2 separate regions of the Homo sapiens genome follow, and region 1 is linked to region 2. A link is a loop called in an ENCODE intact Hi-C map of the cell type or tissue named here. Cell type or tissue: endothelial cell of umbilical vein. All regions are shown on one strand. Each heading gives the region's core, and the rest is flanking DNA. Links, peaks and the distances in the headings are about the cores only.

The links. A loop is a pair of places that touch in the nucleus more often than their neighbours do. Peaks named below come from ENCODE experiments on the same cell type or tissue, not always from the same donor. Only the 100,000 strongest peaks of a DNase experiment are listed, where the experiment ranks them.
Region 1: a loop joins it to region 2, with 2.8 times the contacts of the local background. A loop is called at or near these places in 4 of 110 quality-filtered maps.

The regions. Positions count from the first base shown.
Region 1 is chr5:132,741,960-132,751,639 of GRCh38, forward strand. It overlaps CCNI2 (cyclin I family member 2), which reads left to right and starts at 5,467. Exons shown (of 6, transcript NM_001039780.4): 1 at 5,467-5,965; 2 at 6,388-6,516; 3 at 7,389-7,463; 4 at 8,898-9,038. The coding sequence starts at 5,537. It overlaps SEPTIN8 (septin 8), which reads right to left. Exons shown (of 10, transcript NM_001098811.2): 10 at 8,860-9,680. RefSeq lists an enhancer at 4,950-5,029 and silencers at 5,120-5,539, 5,550-5,619, 5,640-5,829. In endothelial cell of umbilical vein, for the core only: a CTCF peak has its summit at 5,084; a DNase peak (open chromatin) is centred at 5,082; H3K4me3 peaks cover 683 bases.
Region 2 is chr5:132,878,827-132,886,826 of GRCh38, forward strand. AFF4 (ALF transcription elongation factor 4) reads right to left here. Exons shown (of 21, transcript NM_014423.4): 18 at 7,484-7,577; 19 at 6,250-6,293; 20 at 4,514-4,734; 21 at 1-2,360. The coding sequence ends at 2,233. Among named protein-coding and RNA genes, the nearest start is that of LEAP2, 9.2 kb to the left of the region's middle. In endothelial cell of umbilical vein, for the core only: a CTCF peak has its summit at 4,604 (motif pointing left); a DNase peak (open chromatin) is centred at 4,685.

The DNA.
Region 1 (9,680 bases), core at 1,681-9,680, 140 kb before region 2:
AGACATTCTTGTCTTATTGATGATTTCAGGTGGAAAGTATTTGGTCATTTACCATTAAGTCTGATGTTATCTGCAGGTTTTTCATAAATGCCCTTTATGCTGGAACATTTTCTAGTTTGTGGAGTGTTTTTTATTATGAAAAAGTGTCAGATTTTGTCAGATGCTTTTTCTGATATAATGTGTTTATGTCCTTTATCAGATACATATTGATTTTTAGATGTTAAAACCAACCTTGTTTTCTTTTCTGGCTCTCTCTCTGTCTCTCTGTCTCTCTCTCTGTCTCTCTCTCTTTCTTGGTTAGAGCATCAGGGTGATACTTGCCTCACAGAATAAGCTGAGGATAGGGAGCGATAGGGAGCAAGTTCTTCTTAGAAGGGCACTAATTCCATCCCAAGGGTCCCACCCTCATGATGTCTGAGAGCCCTAATTTCCTCCCAAAGGCCTCATCTCTAAATACCATCACATTGCAGGTTAGGGTTTCAAAATATGAATTTGCAACAGGGTGTGGTAGTTCACTACTGTAATCCCAGCACTTTGGGAGGCTAAGACGGGAGGAACACTTGAGGTTAGGAGTTCAAGGCCAGCCTGGCCAACATGGCTAAACCCTGTCTCTACTAAAAATACAAAAATTAGCCGGGCATGGTGGCATGTGCCTGTAGTCCCAACTACTCGAGAGGCTGAGGCAGGAGAATCTCTTGAACCCAAGAGGTGGAGCTTTCAGTGAGCCGAGATGGCATCACTGCACTCCAGCCTGGACGACAGAACAAGACTCCGTCTCAAAAACAAAAAACAAACAAAAAAAAAATATGAATTTGGGAGGGACACAAACATTCCGTCCATAACACAGCCCTAGCAGACTTAATACAATTATTTAGCCCATTCACATTTAATGTTATTATTGATAATATTAGATTTAAGTCTCCCATTTTGCTTTTTGTTTTCCCTTCCTTCCTCCCTCCCTCTTTCCCTTCCACCCTTCCTTCCTTCCTTCCTTCCCTCCCTCCATCCCTCCTTTCTTCCTTCCTTCCTTCCCTCCCTCCCTCCCTCCATCCCTCCTTTCTTCCTTCCTTCCCTCCCTCCCTCCATCCCTCCTTTCTTCCTTCCTTTTTTGAGATGGGGCCTCACTCTGTTACCCAGGCTGGAGTGCAATGATACAAACAAGGCTCACTGCAGCCTCAACTTCCTGGGCTCAAGCCTCAAGCCATCCTCCTGCCTCAGCCTCCTAAGTAGCTCGGACCACAGGTGTGTGCCACCACACCCTGCTTTTTCTTTTTTTTGGTAGAGACGCGGTCTCTCTATGCTGCCCAGGCTGGTCTCAAACAGCTGGGCTCAAGCAGTCCTCCCTCCTCAGCCTCCCAAAGTGGTGGGATTGCAGGAGTGAGCCACCATGCCCAGCCTGCTTTTTGTTTTTTAATACGTCATATTGTCTTTCTGTTCCTCTGTTCCTCCTTCAATGGTTTTTCATTATGTGAATCTTTTATAGTTTAACATTTGAATTTCTTTAATTATTGGTTTACTATTTTTTAAAGTTATTTTCTTGGCAGGCCCAGTGGCTCATGCCTGTAATCCCAGCACTCTGGGAGACAGAGGCAGGTGAATCGCTTGACGTCAGGAGTTCGAGACCAGCCTTGCCAACATGGAAAAACCCCATTTCTACAAATAACAGAAAAATTAGCCAGACACAGTGGCGTACACCTGTAATCCCAGCTACTCAGGAGGCTGCGGCAGGAGAGTCGCTTGAACCCAGGAGGCGGAGGTTGCAGTGAGCCAAGATCGCACCATTGCACTCCAGCCTGGGCAACAGAGCAAGACTTCGTCTCAAAAAAAAAAAAAAAAAAAAAAAAGGCCGGGCACAGTGGATCATGCCTGTAATCCCAACACTTTGGGAGGCCAAAGTGGGCGGATCACAAGGTCAGGAGTCTGAGACGAGCTTGGCCAATATGGTGAAACCCCGTCTCTACTAAAAATACAAAATTAGCTGGGCATGGTGGTGGGCTCCTGTAGTCCCAGCTACTTGGGAGGCTGAGGCAGGAGAATCGCTTGAACCCGGGAGGCAGAGGTTGCAGTGAGCTGAGATCACGTCACTGCACTCCAGCCTGGGTGACAGAGTGAAACTGCGTCTCAAAAAAAAAAAAAAAAAAAAAAAAAAGCTCTAGGGCTTCCAATATAGATCTTATCAGAATCTATAATACTTCAGAGTTATAATAATTGAATTCCAGTGACATATATAAATGTAACTCCCGTATAGCTCTATTCCCTCCTCCTCTTTTTGTGCTATTATTGTTATATGGATTACATTTACATGTTATAAACCAAACAATACTTTGTTATAACTTTATGTTATAAAATTTTATGTATTTTAAATCTTCCAAAGTAGCCGAGAGAAGAAAACAGAGCCAAGTTTATATTTATAATTTGTAATATTAATCTTCTTATTATTTCTCGTTCTCTTCCTTGTTTCCTGTGGATTCAAGCTACCATCTGGTGTTATTAGCATTTTATATGATTCCATTTTCTCTCCTTTCTTAGTGCATATGAATTATACTTTTTAAAAACTTTTTTTGCTGGTTGCCCTAGAGTTGGCAATATACATTTATAACTAATTCAAGTCCACTTTCAAGTAACATTATACTGCTTTCCAGGTAATGCAGGTAACTTAAAACAAAGTATTCTTAATTCTTCCCTCTCATGGCTAGTATCATTATTGTCATTCATTCAACTTATCCATAACCTACAATCATCAAATACATTATTATTATTTTGAATAAATGATTATTAGATCAATTAGGAATAAGAAAAACAAAAGTTTTATTTTACTTTCACTTATTCCTTAAAGTTCTTTCTTTATGTCGAAATTTATGACCTATATCATTTTCCTTCTCTCTGAAAAATTTCTTTTAACATTTCTTGCAAAGCAGGTCTACTGGTGAGAAATACCTTCAATTTTGTTTGTAAAAGTATTTCTCTTTCACTTCTGAAGGATAATTTCACTGAATACAGAATTCTAGGATGGTGGGGGTTTTCTCTCAAAATTTTAAATATTTCACCCCACTCTCTTCTTGCTTGCATGATTTCCGAAGACAAGTCCAATGTGATTCTTATCCTTATCCCACCTTATCTTATTTCCACCTCATCCTACCCAGCTCCTGCTCCCAGCTTTGCTTGCTCTTTCTTTCTTTCTTTCTTTCTTTTTTCTTTTCTTTTCTTTTTTTTGAGATGGAGTCTCCCTCTGTCACCCAGGCTGGAGTGCAGTGGCATGATCTCAGTTTACTGCAACCTCCACCTCTTGGATTCAAGCGATTCTTGTGCCTCAGCCTCCTGAGTAGCGGGGACTACAGACATGTGCCACCACACCTGGCTAATTTTGTATTTTTAGTAGAGACAGGGTTTCACCATATTGGCCAGGCTGGTCTTGAACTCCTGACCTCAAGTGATCCGCCCACCTCAGCCTCCCAAAGTGCTGAGATTACAGGCCAGCTTCTTTTGAGATTTTTTTTTTTTAATCTTGATTTCCTGCAGGCTTTTTTCAACTTTTATTTTAGATTCTGGTATATTGTGCAATGCTGATATTTGGGGTATGAATGATCCTGTCACCCAGGTACTGAGCACAGTACCCCATAGTTATCCAACCCTTGTCCCCTCCTTCCCTCCCCGCTCTGGTAGCCTCCAGTGTCTACTGTTGCCATCTTTACGTCCATGTGTACTCAATGCTCGCTTAAAAGTGAGAGCATGTAGTATATAATTTTCTGTTCCTGTGTTCATTTGCTTGGAATAATAGCTTCCAACTTCATCCATGTTTGCTACAAAGGACATGATTTCATTCTTTTTAATGACTACATAGTATTCCATATTGTATATGTACCACATTTTCTTTATCCAGTCGATCACTGAAGGGCACCTAGGTTGACTCCATGTCTTTGCTACTGTGACTAGTACTGTGATGAACATGCAAATGTATGTGTCTTTATGGTAGAACAATTTATTTTCCTTTTGCGTATATACCCAGTAAAGGGACTGCTGGGTTGAATAGTACTGTTTTAAGTTGTTTGAGAAATCTCTAAACTGCTTTCAACAGTGACTGAACTAATTTACATTACCACCAGCAGTGTATAAGCATTCCCTTTTCCCTGCAGCCTCACCAGCGTCTGTTGGTTTTTGACTTTTTAATAGTAGCCATTCTGATTGGTGTGAGATGCATTACTCTGATGATTAGTGATGTGGAGCATTTTTTCATGTTTGTTGACCACTTGTATATCTCCCTTTGAGAAGTCTATTCATGTCTTTTTGCCTGTTTTTTGATGGGGTTGTTTTTTGCTTGTTTAATTAAATTCCTTACAGATTCTGGATATTAAGACCTTTGTCGAATGCTTACTTTGCTAATACTTTTCTCCCACTCTATAGGTTGTCTGCTGACTCTGTTGATAGTTTCTTTTGATTTTCTACGGTTTAAATAGGAATGTCTAGGTGTAGTTCTTGGCATTTATCTTGCTTAATGTTCTCAGAGCTTCCTAGAATTGTGGTTTGGTGTTTGGCATTAATTTGGAAATATTCATTCTCAGTCGTTATTGTTTCAAATATTTCTTCTGTTCCTCTCTTTCTTGTCCTTCTGGTATTCCCATATATTTTTAATATACATTTAATGTAATGAATTTTTTAAACAAAATATAACTTAGGAGCCAGGTGTGGTGGTGTGCACCTGTAAGTCTCAGCTACTTGAGAAGCTGAGGTTGAGGGTAGCTTGAGTCCAGGAGTTTGAGGTTGTAGTGTGCTGCGATCACACCTGAGAATAGCCACTGCACTCCAGCTTGGGCAACATAGCAAGATCCACCCCTAAAATTTATGTATGTATGTGTATACATATATATGATTTGTATGATTTTCCTTATTATACGTTTATAGCTATATATGTATGTATAGATACATAAACATATATGTATATGAATGAATCACCTTGTGAGGGAGGTATTATCACTTTTTTTTTCGGAGAAGAGGTAGCCAAGGCTCTGAGAGGTCACGACACATGCATGAGATCACACAGCGCGTCTGGAATTCCATTTCAAGCCTGTCTGAGGAGGGCGCTCTCGCTGCTTCTTTACCTGGTCTTGTGTCCCCAAGTGTGTAATGTGAGGTAAGACCCAGGGTCTGTGTCCGGGAGTCCTGGCCCAAGGCGGGCGCAGTCTCCAGCCGCCCCACCCCTGGCTGGGGGCTCTGCTCAGGGAGCACGGCCGGCAGGGGGGAGGAGGCGTGCGCTAGGCAGCAGCGGGGATGGAGGGAAGGGAGGGGGTCCGCCACCCGCCTGTGCGCGCCCAGTCCTGCCGCATCCTGGGTGCGCGCCGCCCACCCGCGGGGCGAGTGCCCAGGAGGCGAGGCGCGGCCCGGTGCGCCAGAGGTAGCTCCACCGCGAGCGTTGTGGGTGGGGCCCGCCGAGCCCGCCTCCCCACCTCCCCCGGCGGCGCCCCAGGCTGCAGTGTTCCGGGAGCTGGGTTATAAAATGCCGGGTTAAGCGGCAACTCAGACTCAGGATCCCGCTCACGACATGGCCTCGGGCGCTCAGCTCCCGCCGCAGCCGTCGAGCTCAGAGGTCAGCGCCGTCCAGAGCCCAGGCGGGCGTCCCGGCGCCGGTCTGGAGGAAACAGCCCTGGGCGTTCCTCTCCCGCCGTCTCCGGGGGAGGCCCCTCTGCCCCGAAGCAACCGGAGCAGGTGCCCTGGGACCCGCCAGCCCGGAGCGGCCTCCCTCCACGCGGCGTCCGCAGCAGTCCCCGTGCGGCCCCGGCGCGGTACGGCGCCAGCCGGGAAAACCGCAGACGCGGTCCCCGCCGCCGCCCCAGAGCAAGCTCCGCGGCCGGCTCCACAGTCCCGCAAGCCGCGCAACCTGGAAGGCGACCTGGACGAGCGCCGGCTGCTCTGCCACTTGCAGCTGGCCCAGGACCGCGAGGCGCGCCTGTGGCGGGGCGGCAAACCCCAGGTACCCGTCGCTGCCGCGTGGCCCTCCTCGCGCGTGCACGGCAGGCGGATGTGGCCTCCACCTGCACCCGCGCTCGGGTGTTCTGAAACTGGAGGCCGGGCCCTTCCCCAGGTGTGGCCCCTCACGAGAGGCACGAGGCTGGATCCACCAGCTTCTCTCTAGGAGGGCGTCTTGCTAGCAGGGCCTTCGGAAGAGGGCCTGTTTGAATCAAGGAACTCAGCCTACGACGAAAAGTGGGCGCGAGGGGTGGGGGTGATGGGTGAGCCGCTGCGCCGGGGGGCGCTTACTCCCAGCGGGCATGCAGAGGAAGGGACTTCTCACTGCCCCACCCCCCGCACCTTAAGCAGGAGGCTCCTGCTGCTGGGGGACCAGGAGTGGCCGCTAGCGACCTTCCTCGCCCCACCTGCTCTTCTTCCTAGCAGGATGAAATCTGCGACGCCTTCGAGGAAGTCGTGCTGTGGCTCCTGCGGCTTCAGAACACCTTTTACTTCTCCCAGTCCACTTTTAACCTGGCCCTCACCATCTTTGGCCGCCTCCTGATTTCAGTGAAGGTAGGGAGGCCTCTGAGGGACGGTGGCAGATGGTGAGAGAAGAAACTAACCTTTGCTCCCCATTCCTGCTTGAGAGGTGAGGGTTTCCAGATGCTCAAAACCAAGGTGTATAAACTAACTTGCTCCGAGTGGAAGAGCTGGTGTTGGAACCTCTCCACATCCTACACTGGCTGTCTCAGGGTCATGTAGTCATCAGGATTGGACTTGGGGAGCGTGAGAGGACCTAGCTGGGAAAGGGCTTCCTGTGTAATGAGGTAGGATGTGCTTGTCTCGACCTGTCGAGGGCAGCTTGAGGCTAGGATGAGACTGGGTTCCCTGAGAAGGTGCCATATTTCCCACCTCCAGTCAGTCCCGAAATGAAGGAATACTGCCCAGTCATCTGCAGTTCTGAAATCAGGAGCATCTTCGTTGGTCAGATCTAAAAACGGCACTAACATTCTGTCTTGTGGAGAAATTGAGCCTTTTAAAAATGGGAAAAAAAAGCTTATTAAAACAAACGGCTGGGCGCAATGGCTCACGCCTGTAATCCCAGCAATTTGGGAGGCCAAGGGGTGTGGATCACTTGAGGTCAGGAGTTGGAGACCATCCTGGCCAGCATGGTGAAACCCTGTCTCTACTAAAAATACAAAAATTAGCCAGGTGTGGTGGCCCGCCCCTATAGTCCTAGCTACTCAGGAGGCTGTGACAGGAGAATCGCTCAAAATCAGGAGGTGGAGGTTGCAGTGAGCCAAGATCATGCCACTGCACTCCAGCCTGGGCAACAGAGTGAGACTCCATGTCAAAAAAGTGTATAAAAGAAAACAAACACAGATGCTTTTCAGTTTGTTTCTGGCATTCATATTCTGCTCAAATGTGTTTGTTCCATACTGCAGGTAAAAGAGAAATACCTGCATTGCGCCACAATTACTTCCTTGAGGCTCGCTGCAAAAGTTAATGAAGAAGAGGAGGTATGCATCCTTGGAAGTCCACACTGGGCTGCACTTGAGGTATAGGGGTGTAACATTGGAGGACTCCAGTTTCCTGATAGGTCTGTGCCCTTAGGTATGGTGGATGTTTTGAAAAAGTCACCAACTTGCCGGCATCTCTGCTATCCCTTCCATCGGCTTGTCAGGCTTTGAGACCCCACAAATGAACAAGTAGAGCAGCTGAACTGTCCTGGCCCACCAAACCTAGAGACCTGAACTCTTGACAGATACATCTGGCCTCACTGGTTGATGACAGATGCTACCTCTCTCTAAACAGGGGCATCTGCTGTTGAGCAAGGAAAAAGGCCTCCCAAACCATGTGACTTAACATCCACCCCAAGCAATTATGTCTAAGAAAGCTGCTTGAGACTTGAGGACTTGGCTGTGTCAATGAAGCTGGTCCTTGGGAACTCTGGGACCCCTGAGAGGGACAGGAGGGCCATGTGCTGGGGGTAAAGTACAAGGGGCCCATGAGCATTTCAGGCATGGCTGGATGGCTGAATTTCACTGTGGCATCTGTTCAGGAGGAGATCATCTCCTAATACCCTTTCCAAGCTTTCCTACCTCCCTCCAACTTCTCCCAGTTTGGGGATGGTGAAATCACTGCCATTGCCACGGGGGTCACCCTTAGCTGATCTCTGGGTCTGAGGAGGCAGGGAAGAAGTTGTGTGTCCAGTTCCAAACCTTCAATAAAAATGTTTTAAACTCCTGTTTATTAGAATAGAATTAATGCCCAAGTTGCTTTTGTCCAACTAAAAATCAAGTGACCCTTTTTCTGGAGGTTATAGTAATACTTCTGTTTATCTAAAAACATAGGATCAAGCCTTTAATGTACTTGGTACTCAAATGTTTACTCATAGACAAGCCTCATTAGTCCCTCTGTGGGAAAAGCCATAGTTTTTCCAGAACTGAACCACCTTCAATCAAGGTTGAAGGAAATGTGTTTGCAGTTGCGATGCTAAAAAACCCATAGGAGGTTTTATCAATGTGTCTGGTACAGACTAGGAAGCTCAAAAGCATAGTTTTTTTCTCTATGCCCAGTACCCACGGTAGGGATCAGGAATAGGGAGAGGCAGAACCCATGGCTCCTGGAAAGCTTGGGGTGAGTTCTTGCAGCTGAACAGGGGAGATGGCACAGCCCCAGCCTCCAAAGCACCTTTGGGTATGAGCTAGCATGCAGCTGGGGGATCAAGACCCGGTTTCAGAGGGGGACCATGTGATGTTCACTACATAACTACCTGAGGATTTGACAGATAGCCAAGATCTGGTTTAGTATTTCTTTCAGAAGCATTTTCTGTGGCAGGCCACAGGAAGACAACTCCACTAAGGTCATGAATGCCCAGTCCCCATGGGTAAGAAAACAAAAGCTACTATGACATGATGTAGGGCTTTGGCCTCTTTATTTTCTTTTTACAGTTTATTCCACAAGTAAAAGACTTCACAAAGCACTATGGCTCTGACTATTCCCCGAATGAGCTGCTGAGGATGGAGCTGGCTATTCTGGACAGACTGCACTGGGACCTCTATATTGGGACGCCGCTGGACTTCTTGACTATAGTGAGTAAGGAGGTGTTTACAGAGTCTACCCTAAACTCGTTTGTGCCTTTGGAACAGCTGTTTACAACATGGGATGGCAAAGCACAGGCGTGCACACGCCCTTGCACATGCACCACAGTGAGGTGACGCACAAGGCTCATGACATACGGAAGAGTGAAAAGGTATCTTAAATCCAACACAGTTCCACCAGACTCCCACTTCTAAAGGACATTAAATTAACTTTACAAAGATTTTTAGACGGCACTATTATGGTGAGTTTCTCTTTTAAATACACACTGCAAAAATATTTAACTTTCCATTCTATGAATACTGTACATAAATATCTGTCTGCTTTTGCTACACTTTACACACATTCACTTAGCTGTCTTTATTCACCTACACACAATCCTTATTGAAGCTTTAGACCATATTGATCTGGCACTTAAAAAAATATCATACATTAGTTTGTATTTGTTTTAGTTGGGGGAATGATGGTCATCCTTAAGGATATGATTCTGTTAGTAAGGCAAAATTATGCAATGTGGAAATCTCATGGGGTTTTGGTTTGTTATGAAGCATGAAGATTAAATTACTAAAGACTGTTTCATTACGAAAACTGGCCACCGTTGCCAAGTTGCAGAGTTTCGTCTTATGATAAGCAGA
Region 2 (8,000 bases), core at 1-8,000:
GACTAGAACACAAGAACTCAGAGGTATCCCACTGGCTGTTGTTGCTGAAAGTCTGAAAGCCCAGAGGATACTTTTTCCATTTCTAAGACATCACTGCAAATTAAGGAATCCAAGTCAGAAAAATCAGAGAAGGACAAGACATAACATGTATTTGATTAACAACCATTATTTCTTACTAAATAACTATCATGATCATTGAGAAGTTGTCCTCTTATGGAAAACTGTTCCTAGAACACACTAAGATTAAGTTAGAAAGATATCAGAGGCAATTTCTCCAAGAGAAACAGGTTAAATTCAACATAATTTGTACATCTCAATCTTCAATGACATCTAAAAACAATCTGAGGTACAAAACAGTTAAGAAGCTCTATAAATATGAGGCCACAGGGACAATGAAAGTTCACTAACTTCAGAAATAAGTGTAAAAAAGTCTCAAACACAAAGGATTCACTGCACTACTGGACTTGAAACTTTTCTATCCCTTCTTTCCCCTTTCCTATTTCAAGCCTTAGCAATCATCTACAAATAGTAGGATAATCTTTTTTTCTGACTGAATGGATTCATTTTTGGAATGGGGAGAGGGACAAACTATTTTTCAAAGCAGCATTACCCAACTGGTTAGACTAAGTCATGTACCAAAGCAATAGCTTTTCTGAAAGAACTAATCTTTATATGACCCTAAAGAAAGATTTAAAATGAAAGAATTGAACATTATTATTGTAGAAGACCAATCATGTATGGACGATCTGGTCCTAGTGTAAAACTTCATTTGTAAACAATCCATAGAGTCTTCATTTAAAGGTAAGATTTAAGGCACACCAAACATGATAGGGGCATGAAAAATAAAGTATAGAGGGTACATTTCTTATCTTAGACTTCTATATGCACCTTGTAGCAAAAGGTACTTTGATATACAACTCTTACAGAGCCAGCTTCTTTAAGCTCTACCCCTGGCTCCACTCCCTGTCCCAAGAGCTCACACTGAATCAAGTTAGGTACACTTTTCTAGTGTGAAATTTTCTGATTCCATCAGAAACATACATCATTGAAGAGGGCCTTCATAATGCAAAAGGAGTAAACAGAAGATAGGTTTAAAAAGGAGAAATTCATCATCTCTACATCAGGCATTAGAACTGTAAGCTGTATAGCAAAAGCACACACCGAAGCTCCAGCCTATTTCTGTATCAGTCATTGCATGCTCATATCAGAGCATCACAATCCAGTATGAGGGGGAAAAATCTGAAAAATAACTCTAACTATCAAAGATAATCAATTAAAGACACACAGGCGGCAATCCTCAGGAGTTGGATCATCCTTTTTTCCACAGTAACTTATTCTGTTTCGATTAAGTGTCAAATGATTAGCAACAAAAAATAACATATGGTTTTAATAAAATCCGTAACGTTCAGGATTGTCCTTTTATGAAACCCTTCAACATGAAATGCTTCTTCTAGAAAGTTTGTCCTCCCTCTTTTGTAATGCATTAAATGCAAGCTATAGTCACTGTGTGATTGCTGTAGTGTTATTAACACACATTCACAGTTTTTGAAATAATGCATACCAAATCAGACACATTTCATAGTACATACATGTAGAATGCCATTTTCTCATATTTAAGTGATTTTTTCATGTGTAGAAGAATATCCTTAATACTAACTGTAAATTCCACAATAATAAAATTGGAGTTAAGATTTCAAATATCAGGTCAGGTAGCAGGTGTAGAAAGAATATGTCCTTATTTTAGACGAACCAATTCTTACTCTTAGAACAGCTACCACAAAAAGATATTAGGTAATAAAGCTCCCAAGGTATATAAATAAAAATGTCTACATTAAATTTATGCTAAATATTCAACAGAGTAAATTTATAGGCAGAAATAACTAAGTCTTAAACTAGCCCCAATCTGGGAACTTAAAAAAATTAAAATAAATAAAATTTCAATTCATTAGTTATGAATTGCAACTGGAATTTCAATCTTATCATAGCTCACGGAAACCATCTTATCAATGTGCTGCAGATTTAAAAGCATTTAAATAATCTTTCACATTGGAAATATTAAAGGGCCAACTGACATGATCGCTTTGGATTATCAAAAACAACAACACATGAACCAACGAGGAGAAAACTATTCCTCATTCTTAGTGTCGACTAGGTGGTATGTTATGGCAGTTTTCCTTCGTGATGTGACACAGTGTTGTGGAGAAAATCAGAGGCAACGAGAATGTGTTCAGTTCAAGATATCAACTTGGCATCCTGGCGAAGCCAGTGCAGTCCCTGCCGGGTATAACGAACTAGATCTGTCATGATGCTTGCATTAAAGATGAGAGGGCCCATTACTTTATCCAGTTCAGCAAAGAATTCTAGAAAACCAAAAACATTCATTAAATGATATATACTCTTTTGAATCACTGCTTTAAAACTATGAGTAGAGATTATAAAACAGCATTCATAAACTCAAAAAATACCTCCTCCTACACTAAAATGCTTACTGTCCATGTTTTAGAGCAAATCATTCCATAGTCTCTCAAGTTACATTTGTTCCCTAAGTCATGCAACATTTTAAACAGAATGTATGGTCAGAAATTAAGTGTTATATATAAGCAGGATTCCATGAATGGAAATGATAAATTGCTATTATGCAGTAGATATTATTAAAATGAAGATTTAATGCCATAATGTGCTACTGATTACTCAAAACATTTTGTGCATTGCTTTTGTATAAGAAGCAAGTGACACAAAAAGGAGGACATTCTTTGCCTGTTTCCTGTAACAGCCTCTGTGAGGTTAGACACTTAAGATTATATCAAACTTTCGGCTACCATCATATGCCATGAACCAACTGATAACTAAATCCCATGTTTTTATTTATTTTCATTTATTTTTAGACAGTCTCCCTGTCGCCCAGGCTGGAGTGCAGTGGCGCGATCTCGGTTCACTGCAACCCTGGTCTCCTGGGTTCAAGCGATTCTGCTGCCTCAGCCAAATATAAAATACAAAAAAGTTTTTTTTTTTTTTTTTTAGTAGAGATGGGGTTTCACCATGTTGGCCAGGCTGGTCTCGAACTCCTGACCTTGGGTGATCCACTCGCCTTGGCTTCCCGAAGTGCTGAGATTACAAGGTGTGAGCCACCACACCCGGCCACAAATTATGTTTTTATAAATACAGCTTTATGTTGAATGTTGGGATTCCTAGCCTGGGCAACATAATGAGACCTTATCTCTACAAAAAGTAGAAAAATTAGCCAGGTGTGGTGGCACACATCTGTAGTCCCAGCTACTCAGGAGGCTGAGGCACGAGGATCACTTGAGCCCAAGAGGTAGATGCTGCAGTGAACTGTGACTGTGCCACAGCCTGGGCAGCCTGGGTGACAGAGTAAAACCCTGTCTCAAAAAAAAAAAAAAAAAAGTTGGGATTCCACTTTTACCTTTCACCATTGCCTCTCTTTAGGGATAGGAATCTTTCATTTTCATCTGATTACCTGTTCACGCTGTAAGTATTTAAATGTACTCTGTGACAAAATGACACTTGATTGGCTAATGTAGTGTTTCTCTGTAAAGGATCTGCCTAAAGAGAAGCTGCATGCACATATTTGCTAATAACATCTACTAAATAAAATGGTGGTTATACAGTACTTTCCACTAAGGTCTTCAAAGACTTTATAATTCTCCATGTCCTTGGTTTGGGAAATAATAAACTTTTAAAGGGCAAAGCCTCAAACAACCTAATTTTAAAGAATGTTAAGAATTCTGGCCGGACGTGGTGGCTCACACCTGTAATCCCAGCACTTTGGGAGGCTGAGATGGGCAGATCACGAGGTCAGCAGTTCAAGACCAGCCTGGTTCACATGGTGAAACCCCATCTCTACTAAAAATACAAAAATTAGCCGGGCATGGTGGCGGGCACCTGTAATCCCAGCTACTCAGGAGGCTGAGCAGGAGAATCACTTGAAACCGGAAGGTGGAAGCTGCAGTGAGTCGAGATCGTGCCACTGTGCTCCAGCCTGGGCAACAAAAGCGAAACTCCATCTCAAAAAAAAAAAAAAAAAAATTTCTATTCATTCCCTAGTCTCCTTTATTTCACAGGTTTCTTCCAATATACCTAAAAATCCAGTATGAGCATGCTTTCTTATACATTAACCTTCTCAGATGTACAGATGTTTGGATGTAATCTTATGCCTATTGCCAAATTTACTGTTAACCATCCTAGGGTAGGACATATATTTTATTACTTTTATGGTATGAGCTGCATTTAATGTGCCAGAATATAAGCACATTTGTCTTAGTCCAAGAACTATTTTCAGTTTAGTTTTGTCACCAGAATCATGAGAGGTATCTTTTGACCAAATTCAGTTTCATTTATTGTTTAACTGCTAAGCAATGAAGACTATTAACAAACAGATTATCATTAACTCTAAATAATAAAACTAAATACAGACTAAACGCTTACTTAACTAAATTATAAAAGTTCCTTCTAACAATTCCATCCCTTGAAGTTTATCCAGAAACCTACCTACCTTTTTGCTCTTTGGAAAGCTGTTCAGCTTGGTCCCAAATTTCGGTGGCATAGAGGAAGTTGGATGTGACCTGAACATAGCTGGCTGCCATCTGGTGGATCTTCTGTGGAATGGTCACTGAAGAACCACTTGCAGAAGCACTACTGGCCCCAGATGAATAATTTCCTGAATTGCCTGGTGACAGCTTTGGAGAAACAGGGGAAGGCATCCCCACAGCTTTGCTACACAACAGAAATAGGAAGCTTGTTCATATGGACATGGTAAGCATTATAAAATCAAGTACTACTAGCTCTTTCTACATGAAAGCATTTAAAATGTAAAGATTCTCTTAAACTAGATGGGTTTTCAGAGAGCTACAATTTCTTCTAAATAAGTACTATAATCTTGTAATTCATAATCTTGTTATCTTAGAATCTGTAGCCTTTGTTTTAATGAATAACAACAAAACAAGAGATGGACAATAACTGAAGAAGTCATGTACCTTGTTACAGTTCAAAGACTTAAAAGCCAGATCCCCTCACTCTCTGCTCAACACTTTCCATCTGTTCGGGCATATAATTACATATTTTTTATACTGTTTTGTAGAAAGTTTGGTGGAATTCACATTTAACCTAAAAAACTGTGGTAGAAGATGGGAACATCTTTTATTGAACTCCACAATTTCTGACACTTTCCTAGTTTAACCAAATTACTCAGAGGTAACAAAGAGGTACAGCTCTCTCAAGCAACTGTAATCACCCCAAGCTTCCTGCCAATTAAATATTTCTTAGAAAACATACATGTTGAAATCTGGCAGGTTCATTTCAGGAGTATTAAAATTTGTGAAATGTTCAAGACTATGATCACACACTAAAAGAAAGGAAAAATCAAAAGTTGGGGTAAAAATAAACTTGTGTATACACATATATACATATTTTGGAGACACTCATGCTCTGTCACCCAAGCTGGAGTGCAGTGGCATGACCTCGACTTACTGCAACCTCCACGCCTCCCTGGTTCCAATGATTCTCCTGCCTCAGCCTCCAGAGTAGCTAGGATTACAGGCGCGCACGACACCACACCCGGCTAATTTTTGTATTTTTAGCACAGATGGGGTTTCACCATGTTGGCCAGGCTGGTCTTGAACTCCTGACCTTGTGATCTGCCCACCTCGGCCTCTCAAAGTGCTGGGATTACAGGCGTGAGCTACCATGCCCGGCTTGTTTGTATTTTTATCTGCACTTTTAGCATTATAAACTTATGTAAGAAAATACACACAGGACAAAGAATGTCAATTCTTATAAACATAATAACTGAACAGATACAATTTAAAAGGTTCCATGGTGTTTTTTATCCTTTGGGAGATAGGTGGGATGAAAGTGACGTGGAGATGAAGGAGAAATCACAATCATGTCATTGTTACTAAATTCTGGCAGTGCCAAGATCTGACTAAAGATAAGCCTGCTGTGATAAGTCCAAGTAACTATGGAAATCAAACTGTGAAAAGGGTTGAGTGCTAGTAAAAACTCAGATTTCTTAACAGGTGAAACGTCTCATATCTAATCTTTATGATTATGTTCATTTATATTTTCAATTCCTAAAAAATACAGAGAAAAAATTATAACTTCTAAAAATATTTTATCAGAGATGGTTTTACTTATTTAAAAAGTAGTCATCTTTCCATTTTTGGAAATTGGACCATACTCATTTCACTTTTATTGCCACAATAATATTTTACATAATAAAATTTTACCTACCTTCCCAAGCCAGGCGATGGTGCTTGAGAATTATTATAAGAATTCTGTGGAAAAAGTAAAATGTACTTAACAACAACAAAAACCACCACTACTTTAAGAAGTTCTAAATATATTTAAAAGCTTTGGGCAAGAGCTCATCGTGAGCAGCTGTAAATATTTAAGACACCAAAATACGTGTGTGTGTGTGTGTGTGTGTGTGTGTAAAAGTACAAAAGAAATAAATTATTAGGTGAGAGCTGGGTGTTCTGGAAGACTTCACAGAAGAGGCAAGGAAATAATGAGTAACACATGGATAAAGGGAAGGGGGATACATCCCAGCTACTCCCAGCTACCTGGGAGTAGCTGCAGTGAGCCATGATCGTTTTTTTTAAAAAACTCCCTCTTAAAAAAGGGGTGGGTGGGTGGGTGGGTGGGGAGAGGGGAGAGATGAATCATACTATGCACAAAGGCTGCAGAAAAGACAGTGTATGTGCCCCATGCAGTTTGCCTAAAGCAGAGGTTTAGACAAGGAACAAGAGACCCCTTGGGGCCAGGGTAAGGAGTTTAAACTTGACCCAGCAGGCAACTACTGAAGGGTTCCAAGTCATAATCAGAGGCAGATTTTAGGAGGATTTATGTGGTACTGGCCTGAAGAAACATAGGAAAATCTTTTAGGAAACTAAGATAGTAGTCAGAAAAGGATGGCATGAAAACAAAAGACTTTTTGTTTGTTTTTGAGACAGAGTCTCTCTCTCTGTCACCAGGCTGGAGTGCAGTGGCATGACCTCGGCTCACTGCAGCCTCCGCCTCCAGGGTTCAAGCGATTCTCCTGCCTCAGCCTCCCAAGTAGCTGGGACTACAGGCGTGTGGCACCATGCCTGGCTAATTTTTGTATATTTAGTAGAGATGGGGTTTCACCATGTTGGCCAAGATGGTCTCAATCTCTTGACCTCGTGATCTGCCTGCCTCAGCCTCCCAAAGTGCTGAGATTACAGGCGTGAGCCACCGAACCCGGCCGAAAACAAAAGATCATTTAAAAAGTAAATACAGCCGCTGCACATGGCTATAAGAGTTCTACAATCAGATACACGTAGATTAAAAAACTCAAAGAAACCTCAAACTTATTTGAAAAGTCCCAAACAGTAGCTCCTCCCCTGGTGTGTTTTGCATAAACATGAGGGCAGTTCTCAGATGGGGATGGGAGACTACAAATTCTGTCTCCTAGGAAACGGACCTTGTGCTTTTGCATACTTACCTTCAGGTGCTCTGTCAGTGTCTTTGAGTACTTCAGAGCATTTTCCTTCTTCAGTTTGAACAGCCTCAGGTACAGCAAAGACTCGCATCGCAGGCTAGCCAATGGAAAAGGGCGGCTTATTTACCAGGACAGCAAACTCTGGCCAGATTTGCACAGACAGCCTTTGCATTGTGCAGGAGACTGGCTCATGTGACCATGGCATAGGCCACAACATTAACCGTTAGGCAAAACCAACAGATGTGTTCTTATTGTGGTACACATCCTAGGGAGGGGAAGATGGCTAAGAAGCCTAGGACTAGGCTCTCATTATTTGCTGACATTCCAAAATCCAAACCTTATCCATAGGACACCAACATGTCATGAAGTTTTAAAAATTACGAAGGGGTAGAATTTCCAAACCAAAGTGTAAACAATCTAAAATTAAAAAACAAAAACTAGGAAACTGAACTGCAAATATTACAAACCACAACATAGCTTATAAAGACCGTGCAGGATCATCCCTGCCTATCTCTCCAGT